Regions from separate parts of the Homo sapiens genome. Here region 1 is linked to region 2. The links are chromatin loops, found by intact Hi-C in ENCODE. Cell type or tissue: gastrocnemius medialis. All regions are shown on one strand. Links, peaks and the distances in the headings refer to the core of each region. The heading gives the core; the rest is flanking DNA.

What was found. Peaks named below come from ENCODE experiments on the same cell type or tissue, not always from the same donor. Only the 100,000 strongest peaks of a DNase experiment are listed, where the experiment ranks them.
Region 1: a loop joins it to region 2, with 11 times the contacts of the local background. A loop is called at or near these places in 9 of 110 quality-filtered maps.

The regions. Positions count from the first base shown.
Region 1 is chr4:37,598,452-37,603,826 of GRCh38, forward strand. It overlaps a transcript of RELL1 not described here. Among named protein-coding and RNA genes, the nearest start is that of RELL1, 85 kb to the right of the region's middle. In gastrocnemius medialis, for the core only: a CTCF peak has its summit at 4,728 (motif pointing right); a DNase peak (open chromatin) is centred at 4,750.
Region 2 is chr4:37,975,953-37,981,327 of GRCh38, forward strand. All of the region lies in intron 2 of TBC1D1 (TBC1 domain family member 1), which reads left to right. Among named protein-coding and RNA genes, the nearest start is that of PTTG2, 18 kb to the left of the region's middle. RefSeq lists silencers at 1,237-1,306, 1,377-1,496, 1,617-1,666, 1,687-1,986. In gastrocnemius medialis, for the core only: CTCF peaks have their summits at 1,150 and 2,012; DNase peaks (open chromatin) are centred at 1,349, 1,969 and 2,393; H3K4me3 peaks cover 1,668 bases; H3K27ac peaks cover 2,601 bases.

The DNA.
Region 1 (5,375 bases), core at 212-5,211, 380 kb before region 2:
ATAGCTTAACATTTTCAGTACTGCTATGTGTTAAGCACCAAATGCAGTCAGCCTTGTTCTAAGTACTGCACGTGAATCATCTCACTGAAGTCTACCGTGACGCCATGAGCTATAGGTATGATTGTCCCCATTTCACACATGGGAAAATGGAGGCTCAAACAGCTAAATAACTCATCCAGAATCACACAACCAGACAGTGGCAGAATCTCAACTGAACCCAGACTGAACAACAAACCGGTGCTTTTTTTTTTGAGATGGAGTCTCGCTCTGTCACCCAGGCTGGAGTGCAGTGGTGTGATCTCAGCTCACTATAACCTCTGCCTCCCAGCTTCAAGCGATTCTCCTGTCTCAGCCTCCCGAGTAGCTGGGATTACAAGCGTGCACCACCATGCCCAGCTAGTTTTTTGTATTTTAGTAGAGACAAGGTTTCACCGTGTTGCCCAGGCTGGTCTCGAACTCCTGAGCTCAGGCAATCCACCCACCTCACCCTCCCAAAGTGCTAGGATTACAGGCGTGAGCCACCGCGCCTGGCCCAAACCTGTGCTTTTAAAGGTGACATAATATGCCTCTCTGTGGCAACATCCATGTTGCCATTAGACAAAGATAAGGGCTGAATCAAAATGTGAGACAACCCAATTTTGTATATGTAAAATTGTATGTATTGTCAATTGGGATTAAAAGGGGGTTTTGTTCTGGTTCTAAGGAAGATTGTAATAAAGAATAGAAAAGTTAGTCAAGGCCTTGTAACCATAATAGGTCTGCTGCCCAACGTGCCGCAAGTCAATAGCTGAGACACGGGGTTGCCGCAGAGCAAGAGGTTTAATGGGAGGGCCGCTGAACGAGGAGATGGAAGGAAACCTCAAATCTGTCTCCCTGAGGAGTTTGGGGCTAGGCATTTTAAAGGGTTTGGAGTAAGCCTAAGTGTGGTGATAGTTGATTGGTCGAAGAGTACAGGGTGAAGTCATGGGACAGGGTGATGAAGAAACTGTATTCTCATGCTGATCCCATTTGTCTGGGTGGGTTGGCTGTCAGCTGTTTCACTGGAATTTGGGGGAAAACACCTTAAGCAATTCTAACAAAAGCTTTATGATTCTAATGTCAGAAATCCTATCTATAGGAACAATGGGGATGCACATGGCCAGGATCTAGTGCTACTACAGGACTTTTGGTGACAAGGAAGTGGGCCAAAGTACAGCCTGATTAATGCTTAATCCAGAATTCTTGTTAACCCTGTGAGGACAGCTTCAGCTTTATCTGTAAAATCTCTGAGACTGTCTACTGTCAATGGTATTTTTGCGGCAATCGTAAGACCATGAATTTCCTTTCCCTACAAAGGTTGAGGCAGATCCAGGGGCCATATGTCCCCACCCATGAACCACCCCTACATAGCTTAAGATTCCTTTCCTCAGTTTCATCATCTGTATAGTGGAGGTGATGGCTAGGCCCCTCTCTCGGCCATAATGAGATTTAAATGAGATAAAAAGTGCTTAGCACGTACCCAGCACAAAGTAAACAATAAATGTTAGATGTAATTTTGTCCGAGTACAGTGGCTCACGCCTGTAAACCCAGCACTCCGGGAGGCCGAGGCAGGCGCATCACTTGATGTCAGGAATTCAAGACCAGCCTGGCCAACGTGGCAAAACCCTGTCTCTACTAAAAATATAAAAATTAGCCAGGCGTGGTGGTGCACACCTGTAATCCCAGCTACTCTGGAGGCTGAGGCAGGAGAATTGCTTTAATCCAGGGGGCGGAGGTTGCAGTGAGCCAAGATTGCGCCACTGCACTCCAGCCTGGGTGACAGAGCGAGACTCCATCTCAAAAAAAAAAAAAAAAAAAAAAGTTAGATGTACTTTTATTATCCAGCGAAGGTCACTGGCCCACTTCTATGAGTAACACTCAATGCTTTTTTAAATAACTAGATCTTTGTTGCTACCCACCAAAGCTGTATGAATCACTTCTAATAATACTAATTTCTAAACTGGGTAAGTTCTGTTCTACCTACATCATTAATAATCGTCTAAAGGCAAAAATGCATCTTGGGGGCACTTCAATTTTAGTGTATTTTTATTCTCATTATCTTCATCATTTAACAATTGTAGAACACACGGGAATTTATCCTTTGAACTTTAAGTCACATTGCATTTGAAGTGAATATTTATAGCATTAAAATTGACCTTTCTTTTATCTTTCCTCATGCCCCAAATAAGATTTTATAAAATAAAATGCATTTTTAATACAAAACAGAAACCATGGAAGATTTGGGAGGGTTGATTGGTTATTTTGGAGAGGTTGTGTCTGGCTTGGGTTTTATTTAGTATGGATTTGTGCGTGTGTGTGTGTGTGTGTGTGTGTGTAGTTTTTGTTTGATTTGGTCAACACTAATATTCATCTGTAATAAGTAAACCCATATATTTTTTCAATTTGGGTATAATGTTATGATTTCAAGAGTATTTTGTCTATGATTTCTCAGCTAGATTAACTTAGGAATGAAAATAAATTGAGTTACTTTTAAACTCACTGAGATGCCTATGCTACATGCACATCTTGTCATAAAAGGGTTAAGATAAAATTTCAGCCTGAACAAACAGAGGAAGAGACCATGCTCCTTAGCTGGTAGATCTGGGTTCATTCAACATCAGTCAAGGCAAGAAAGTCATTCTTTCCAATAAGGCAGTTGACCTGCCATCAGGAGAACCTCAGGCCCCATAGGCTTTGCAGTTACATCTTGTACCTGGTTCCGCCCCCAGCCCACCTTCGAATGTTATAAACAATATGGCTGTGGCAGAAACATCAAAAACTAACTCTCAAAAGGCAAAATCCCCATCATTTATTCCACTACAGAGGGTTGGAACTTGGCATCTCTGTGGCCAATAGATTGTTCTGTTTCATCTGAGAGACCACTGAGTGAGCACTGACTGTGCCTGGCCTGTACTAAGTGCATTACACATCTGAGCTCATATGATCCTCACAACCACCCTAAAAGGCACATATTATCTTCATTCTGTAGTTAGAAGACGGGGTCCAAAGAGTTTAAGGTCACAGACAGCAAAGGCATCTGAATGCCAAATCTGTGCTCTTATCGGGAGCTGTAAGAATGAGCCCTGTGCCAATCCAGGAAAGATGGTGAAAGGAAATTCTCCTGAAGCAATAAAAGGAAAAGGGTTTGCAAAAGCATTTCACAACAGAAACCGCACCATGGCCAGGCCTTCTGGCGATGGAGTGAAGGCAGCTCTAGGAAGTCTCAGCTGCAGGGCTGGATGCCAGAGCTTCACTTTCCATGTGGCTCTATAACTCCTCCTATAGCTACGTTTCTGCAAATAACTGCATTAGTCATGAGTTCTTTTTGTTGGTTTGGTTGGTTGGTTGCAAATGACAGAAACCCAAACTAGATAACAAAAGAATTTCCTTGAAATGTTCGTGAAGTTCAGAAGGGCAACTAGGCCTTGGGGACAACTGAATCTGGGGCTTGAAAGCAACCAGGCTGGGCACAGTGGCTCATGCCTGTAGTTCCAGCACTTTGGGAGGCTGAGGTGGGCAGATCGTTTGAGCTCAGGAGTTCGAGACCAGCCTGGGCAACGTGAAAAAAACCTGTCTCTTTGAAAAATACAAAATAAAGTAGCTGAGCATGATGGCCTGTGCCTGCAGTCCCAGCTACTTGGGAGGCTCAGGTGGGAGGATTGCTTGAGCCTGGGAGGTCGAGGCTCTGGTGAGCCATGATTGTGCCACTGCATTCAAGCCTAGGTGACAGAGTGAGACTCTGTCTCAAACCAAAAAAAAAAAAAAAAAAGCAACCAGCACTGCCTGTCTTCCCTCCGCACATTCCCTCCCTTTCATCACACCAGGAAAGAAGACTACACAGCAGGAAATATGGTCTTCACCAGCCCCTAGCCCACAGCTTTAGCCACCAGAGCAATAAACCATTTTTTCCAGCCCATTTGCTGGAGAAAATGGTTTATTGCTCTGGCGGCTAATGCTGTACCTTTAGCCATGGGAACCCTCATGGGCTTCCCCATGAGGCTATGGAACTCTGTGGCTCAGTTCCACAGCAAGCAACTGGCCGGCTCAACTCGACTCAGACAAAGTTGTGTGTGCTGGACCAGTCACAGCCACTCTGATCAGCCGTGGGGGATGGACGCATGTAGACCCTTCACCAAGTTACCAAACATGCCGCTTACAGCAGTCGCGCCCTCGGTAGGGGTGGATGAGAAGACAGAGGATTTGCAGGCATTTTTCTGATCCTTAAAACTCCTGTGAGACAGGTCATTTTACAGATGGCATTGAGGCTCAGAAAGATAAGATACCTTTCTCAATGTCACACAGTGGTGAGTGTGGGGCTCAAACGCAACAGCAAAGGTCGTGCCTACTTCTCTGAGACCACACCACTTCCATGACAGCATTCAGCGCGCGGGGTTCCCTCCAAAGCGGAACCGAATCATTCTCACCAGTATCCAGGTAACACCTGCAGTGACACAAGCTCCCAGGTGAGAAAATGGAGCGTCCGATGAGAAAAACAATAAAGACAAACTGGCAGTGCCAGAAAATCAGTTAGAAAAAAACTAGACTTGAACCTTTACTCTCACAAAATAGCTAATGGTAGTCTTTCGTTTTTAAAGGTGGGCTTTTGTTTATTTATTCATTCAGCAAAAAATCACGAGTACTTTCTGCAACACCAGGGCTTGAAGGAAGATACAGCACCAACCCCCCAACGGCCGTGCAGTTCTCCGATTCGGCCAGCAGAGGGAGCGAAGGGCCAGCTCTGTGGGAGGACCTGCAGAGCTGGACACCAGCTGAACCGCGTGGGCAGCCACACCACCCCCTGGCCACGCCACAAAATGCCCAAGACAAAGAAGTCCCAGCTGTCCTTTAGGTGTTTAGAGCTACAGTGAGGGTACCCTGGGGAGATCTGAGAACAGTCCTGCAGCATGGTTCTGGGAAGATGAGGAGAGGAGGGAATCCTTGGGTAGAACCAACATGCCCCACCCAGACTAAAGGGTCGGAGGATCTAAGAACTGGCAAGTCAAACCTCAGATACAAAACATAGTCCTCTTTGACCACACAACACGCCCTCAGTGATACTATGCACTAAATCGCGCGACGCCATTTCCAAGCCCCCAACTCTACTGTCCTCAGTGAGACAGAAGGAAGGGTTCCCCGCCTTTTGGGGTGGAGGAAGCCTGGATGTGAAGACAGATTTGAAAAAGAAGTGCAGGAGCATTCAAGACCATGGGCAGGCCCCCTGGCAAATTCACCCAGGGGGCTGGTGGAGACTATATTTCCTGCTGTGTAGTCTTCTTTCCTGGTGTGAGGAAAGGGAGGGAATGTGCAGAGGGAAAACAGGCAGTGCTGGTTGCTTTTTTTTGTTGTTGTTGTTTGT
Region 2 (5,375 bases), core at 49-5,048:
CCCCCATGATCCTCTCCTTTTGATATTCATGTCCTTATATTATCTCCTCCCCTTAAGTGTGGACTAGACTTATGTCTTTGGTTTTTCACAAACAGTAATAGAGCAAAAGTGTTGGGATGTCACATCTTAATTCATAAAACACTGTTTTTGGATTTGTGCATTCTCTTGGATCACTTGTGCTGGGGGATACAAACTGCCATTTTCTGATCAGTGCTATGGAAAGAAACAGCAAGAAACAGAGGCCCTGAGTCCAGCAGCTTGCGAGGAACTAAATACGGGCAACACCTATGTGAATGAGCATGGAAGTGGATCCTTCAGTCCCAGGCCAGTCTTGAGATGACTCCAGCCTCAGTTAACAGCTTGGCTGAAATTTTAGGGCGACTTTCAGCCAGAGCCATCCAGCTAAGATGCTCCTGGATTTCTGACCCACAGAAGTTGTTTGTGGTTTTAAGCTTCTCAGTTTTGGGGTAACTTTTTATACAGCAATAGGTAGCTAATACCCTCACTAAACTCAGATGCCAGATATTTAGGGAACAACATTAAAATGTCCCAATGGTCCTTCAAGAAGATAATGCACAATTAGTAGAAGGAAAAGAGAAGCAGAATTCTTGGGCTGGGTTGGCCATTTGGCCTGAGGAACTCAGTGAGTGGTTCCACCTGACACATGCATAACACATCAGCGATTAAACCTTTGGACTTTTTTTTTTTTCAACGTGGAACTCAGGAGTGGCTGGGATTGAAACTCAGCTTTACCTTTGTAGCCATAAACTGACCACCTTGTCTCATCATCTTGCCTTGGGAGAGAAGAAAACTATGGTGAAATCAACATTTCTCAAGTTGCTAAAGCCTCCTGGCAGGCAGGAGCTAAATGGTTCTTTTTCCTCTGCCCCACTTTTGGTCTCAATGGCCGAGTTTCCTGACTCCAAGAAAACCACCTTTGATTATATAAAGGTATTAGGGGCTGGGGAACACTGGTCTTTTGTTACTAGCAATCTAAAGCGCTTAGGAAGAAAAGCCCTGGGGGTGGGGGTCACCCCTGGAAAGTTGGGCGGGCTTTGTGTTAGCTCCAACTCTGGGGCTTTTGTGGAACCTCGGAGAGGGAGGAATTCTTAGATTTCTGAAAGTTGTGCGAAACGGACCCCAGAGGCCTGGAAAGGCGCGTCCCCAGCCTCCAGGGTTTCCTGCGCAGCCCTGGGCATCTCGGAAGGGGGCGACCCCAGCATGTCCCAACTTCCCGCCAGCAGCGGAGCGCGGGGGTGGGCGGGGTCGGCTGCGCGCCCTCCCCTCCTCTCCCCTCCTCCCCCCGCCCACCCCCTCCCCGCGCTCTCCCCTCCCACTTCCCTTTCTCTGCCTGGCCGCCCCGCGGGCGCGACCTCTCGGGGCAGTGACGAACTGGGTGGAGCCCGCCGCCGCCGCCGCCGCCGCCGGGGAGAGCGATGCCCCGGCCCCGCCGCTCCCCAAGCCCGCCCCCGGCCGCCCGCGGGCCCACGGGCCGGCGGCGGGAGTGAGCGGGAGCCGGCGGGCGAAGAGCCGCCGCCCGGCCCGCGATGTCACCATTGTTCAGCTGGGTGGCCAAGGTAGGCGGCGTCGGGCGGGCGCCCGTTACCGGAGCGGAGCGGCAGGCGCGGGGCTGGAACATTTGTAACCTTCGGGCCGGGGCTGGGCCGGGCCGCTGGAGGCCAGGCGCGGCGGGGGGCGAGCGGCGGGCGCGACCAGGTCGTTAGCCGCGCGTTTCTCATTCATTAGTCTCCCAGATCCCTGTGGGGAGGACGGGCGAGGTAGCGGCGCCCATTTCACAGTTGGGGAGACTGAGGCTGTACTCGGGGACCCCTGCGGGAGCCCGAACCCAGCAGGCGGCTCCTCCGGCCCCTGTCGCTCCCCGCGCCGCGGAGCTGCCGCTCGGTGCCTCCCCGGCGCGGGACCTCGCGGAAGTCGACCCCGCGTGTCTCCCTCGCGGGTGTCGCCCTCGTGTGTCTCCCTCGCAGAAGTCGGCTTGCGCTGGGCCGCCTGGACAGGGCGCCGAGGATGCCCAGAGGCTGGTGCCCACAAGGGGCGTCTGTCTTTCGTTTTTAACCCTCTGGTTTCAAAGGGCATGTTCTGAGGTCTGAGTTTTAAATAGAAGTTTTTAACTTTCCATTCCCACAAAGTTTTATTTTCAGAACATCAGCGCCTTCGAGATAACTGGGTGGTGCAAATCCAGGCCAGTTGCACTGTTGCTAACAGGAAGGCATAAGTGTAGATTTCCCGAGTTCCCACCAGTTCGAGAACACAGTAATAGCATCAATAGCATTCTTTTTATCCACTCCTGCAGTGCCAGGTGTCTGAATGTGTTTTAAAGGATGCGACCCTCGCCACCTTGAAAGGCTCGCTGGTCGTTAGGGCATCTTGCTGTCACCCCATGCACTCAGTCCCTTGGCCGGCGCCTTCCCAGGGCTTGTTTCCTGTGTATGGCTGGTTGAGTAATAAGCTCACAACTCGTTAGCCATACTGTGAGGCTTTACCAATTAATAATTTAATTAGGTGGTGGTTATGTCTTGAGTTATCATGCAATGCTTTTATAGTCTTATTTAATTACATTTTTATGAATACCTGTTTGTGAGCAGGTATGGCTTTGCCTGTGATTTAAGTGATACAAAATTGGAGACACAGAAACTAGATAACACTAGTTTTTAGATGGGCAAAAGTTTTTAGGTAGATTTTCTTACTAGGTAAATAACATTCCATTAGAATCACTTCCTGAAACATAGCTGGTGGTAAAATGAGATGACTTTCAAAAACGTTTTGAGTCATTAAAAAGTCATTTCAAAAACCATCACAGACTTTTAGGACGATTGTTAGCCTTCTCCGAGTGTCAGTACGTTGGAAAAGTTTATATAGAGGAAATGTAGGCTGGTAGCTTAATTTGGATTCTGAATCTTGTTATTTCAAAATTATTATTTTTGAGACAGAGTCTTACTCTTGTCACCTAGGCTGGAGTGCAGTGGTGCGATCTCAGTTCACTGCAACCCCCACCTACCAGGTTCAAGCGATTCTTGTGTCTCAGCCTCCCCAGTAGCTGGGATTACAGCTGTGCGCCACCACTCCCAGCTAATTTTTGTATTTTCAGTAGAGATGGGGTTTTGTCATATTGGCCCGGCAGGTCTCGAACTCCTGGGCTGAAGTAATGCCCCCACCTTGGCCTCCCAAAGTGCTGGGGTTACAGATGTGAGCCACCACACCCGCCCTCAAAATTATTATTTCGATTACAGGACAACAGCGGAAAAACTATTAAATGTTTTTGGAGCAAATTCATGTATACCTCTTAGCATACATTTTTAAAATGTGGTTATTTTATATTTCATTTCCTGTAGGTGGTGCATGCATTACAAATTATATCCCGAAATTGAATGATTTTTATAGATAACGTGTTATCCTGTGAAAGATTTTAGAATACGAAATTAGTCTTTGGAAGTTTATTTCTTGGAGTTATAGATTGTAAGAATGATGTTCTATGGAACTGATGTGGTTTACGGTGAAGAGGCAAGTCATTAACACACTTTACATTACAAACTAGGTAATATCCTAAAGACAAAGACAAAAGGCATAGATAATGTACACAATGTGAATAATCTTGAAGTTGTTATATTTGACTTCAGAATGCCCCTTCAGAAACACACAGCTGCACATGAGCACAGGCCTCACACAAACACCTGCACATCCAGTTACGCAGCTGACTTTCCTTTTCCTTTTTCATTTTGACCTTTGCAACTGCAGCTGAACACCTGGTGGGGAAGGAGAAGGGGTGGGTGTCGGTTGATTCACATGGATACCTGAGCACGAATGTGTTTTTCTTTTTTTTTGTTTTGAGACAGAGCTTCGCTCTTGTTGTCCAGGCTGGAGTGCAATGGCACAATCTTGGCTCACTGCAACCTCTGGCTCCTGGGTTCAAGTGATTCTCCTGCCTCAGCCTCCCGAGTAGCTGGGATTACAGGCTTGCGCCACCACCCCCGCTAATTTTGTATTTTTAAATAGAGACAGGGTTTCTCCATGTTGGTCAGGCTGGTCTTGAAGTCCCGACCTCAGGTGATCCACCTGCCTCGGCCTCCCAAAGTGCTGGGATTACAGGTGTGAGCCACCGCCCCCGGCCAAGCATGAATGTGTTTTTCTTGCACGATGCATTAGTATTGTGTGAATATTGAATGTGTAGAGTGGGCAATTTCATGATGTAGGAATAAAGCCAAAACGGGAGAGTTTTGTTTTAAAGAGATTATCTGTTTAAAGAAGAAAGAAAAACATAAGATGTACTTTTAAAAAAAATTGGACATGATCTGGAACATTAGGGCAGGTGTACATTGCATCAAGAATGTGGCTGGGCTTTATAGCAGTGTGATTTCTTGATTAGTCTTTCAGTGGGGACACTTGACTTTTTACGCAGTTTATAAATAAAACTGAACTTCTCAAGCTTTGTGATTTTCATAGTAAACTCACAGATGTCCCCAACAACCTGTCAGTTTTGAGTATATCTACTGTTTCTATGCCTCCATGTATCTGTTAGTCAAAACTGACTGCAGCAGAACTGCCAAGTAACTTCCAGAATTTATTTGGATTTGCACCTGCTTATAAAGTTTGTAGCTAAGATTATTGCTGGTATCTCAAGTTGGTAGATTTTAAATATACATATGTCAGTTTATGAGAAAAAATGGAAAATGAGAACTAAATATAGCCAAGTTTGCTGTGTTTCAAATCCAAGTATAGTTTCATATAGTTTATGGTGTGTATTAAGTATTTACCTTATGAATAAAGTACTTAACTGTGTATTTAATGTATTAATTAAGGCATTTAACTGTGTATTTTCCAGTGCTCATTCAACAAGTGTTTTATTAGGTACTTTTTGTATATAAGCAGTGTTTATGTCCTGGAGGAGTTAATTCACTCTGCACAATAGATTATCCTTTAAAAAGTGTGCACCCTGGAGATTTGTAAATTAAATATTTAAAGATGCATTAAAAAAGGAATCTTTTTTTTTTTTGACCCTGAGTCTCACTCTGTCGCCCAGGCTGGTGTGCAGTGGCACGATCTCGGCTCACTGCAACCTCTGCCTCCTGGGTTCAAGTGCTCCTCCCACCTCAGCCTCCCTAGTAGCTGGGACTACAGGCATACACCACCATGCCCAGCTAATTTTTGTATTTTTAGTAGAGACAGGGTTTCACCAGGTTGGCCAGGCCGGTCTTGAACTCCTGACCTCAAGTGATCTGCCCACCTCCGCCTCCCAAAGTGTTGGGATTACAGGTGTGAGCCATTGCATCCAGCCCACAGAATCCTTTTGTAAAGCAAGTAACTGATTGCTAATTAATATTTTATGTAAAACCAGGTTTTCCGTATTTGGGCATTACTTT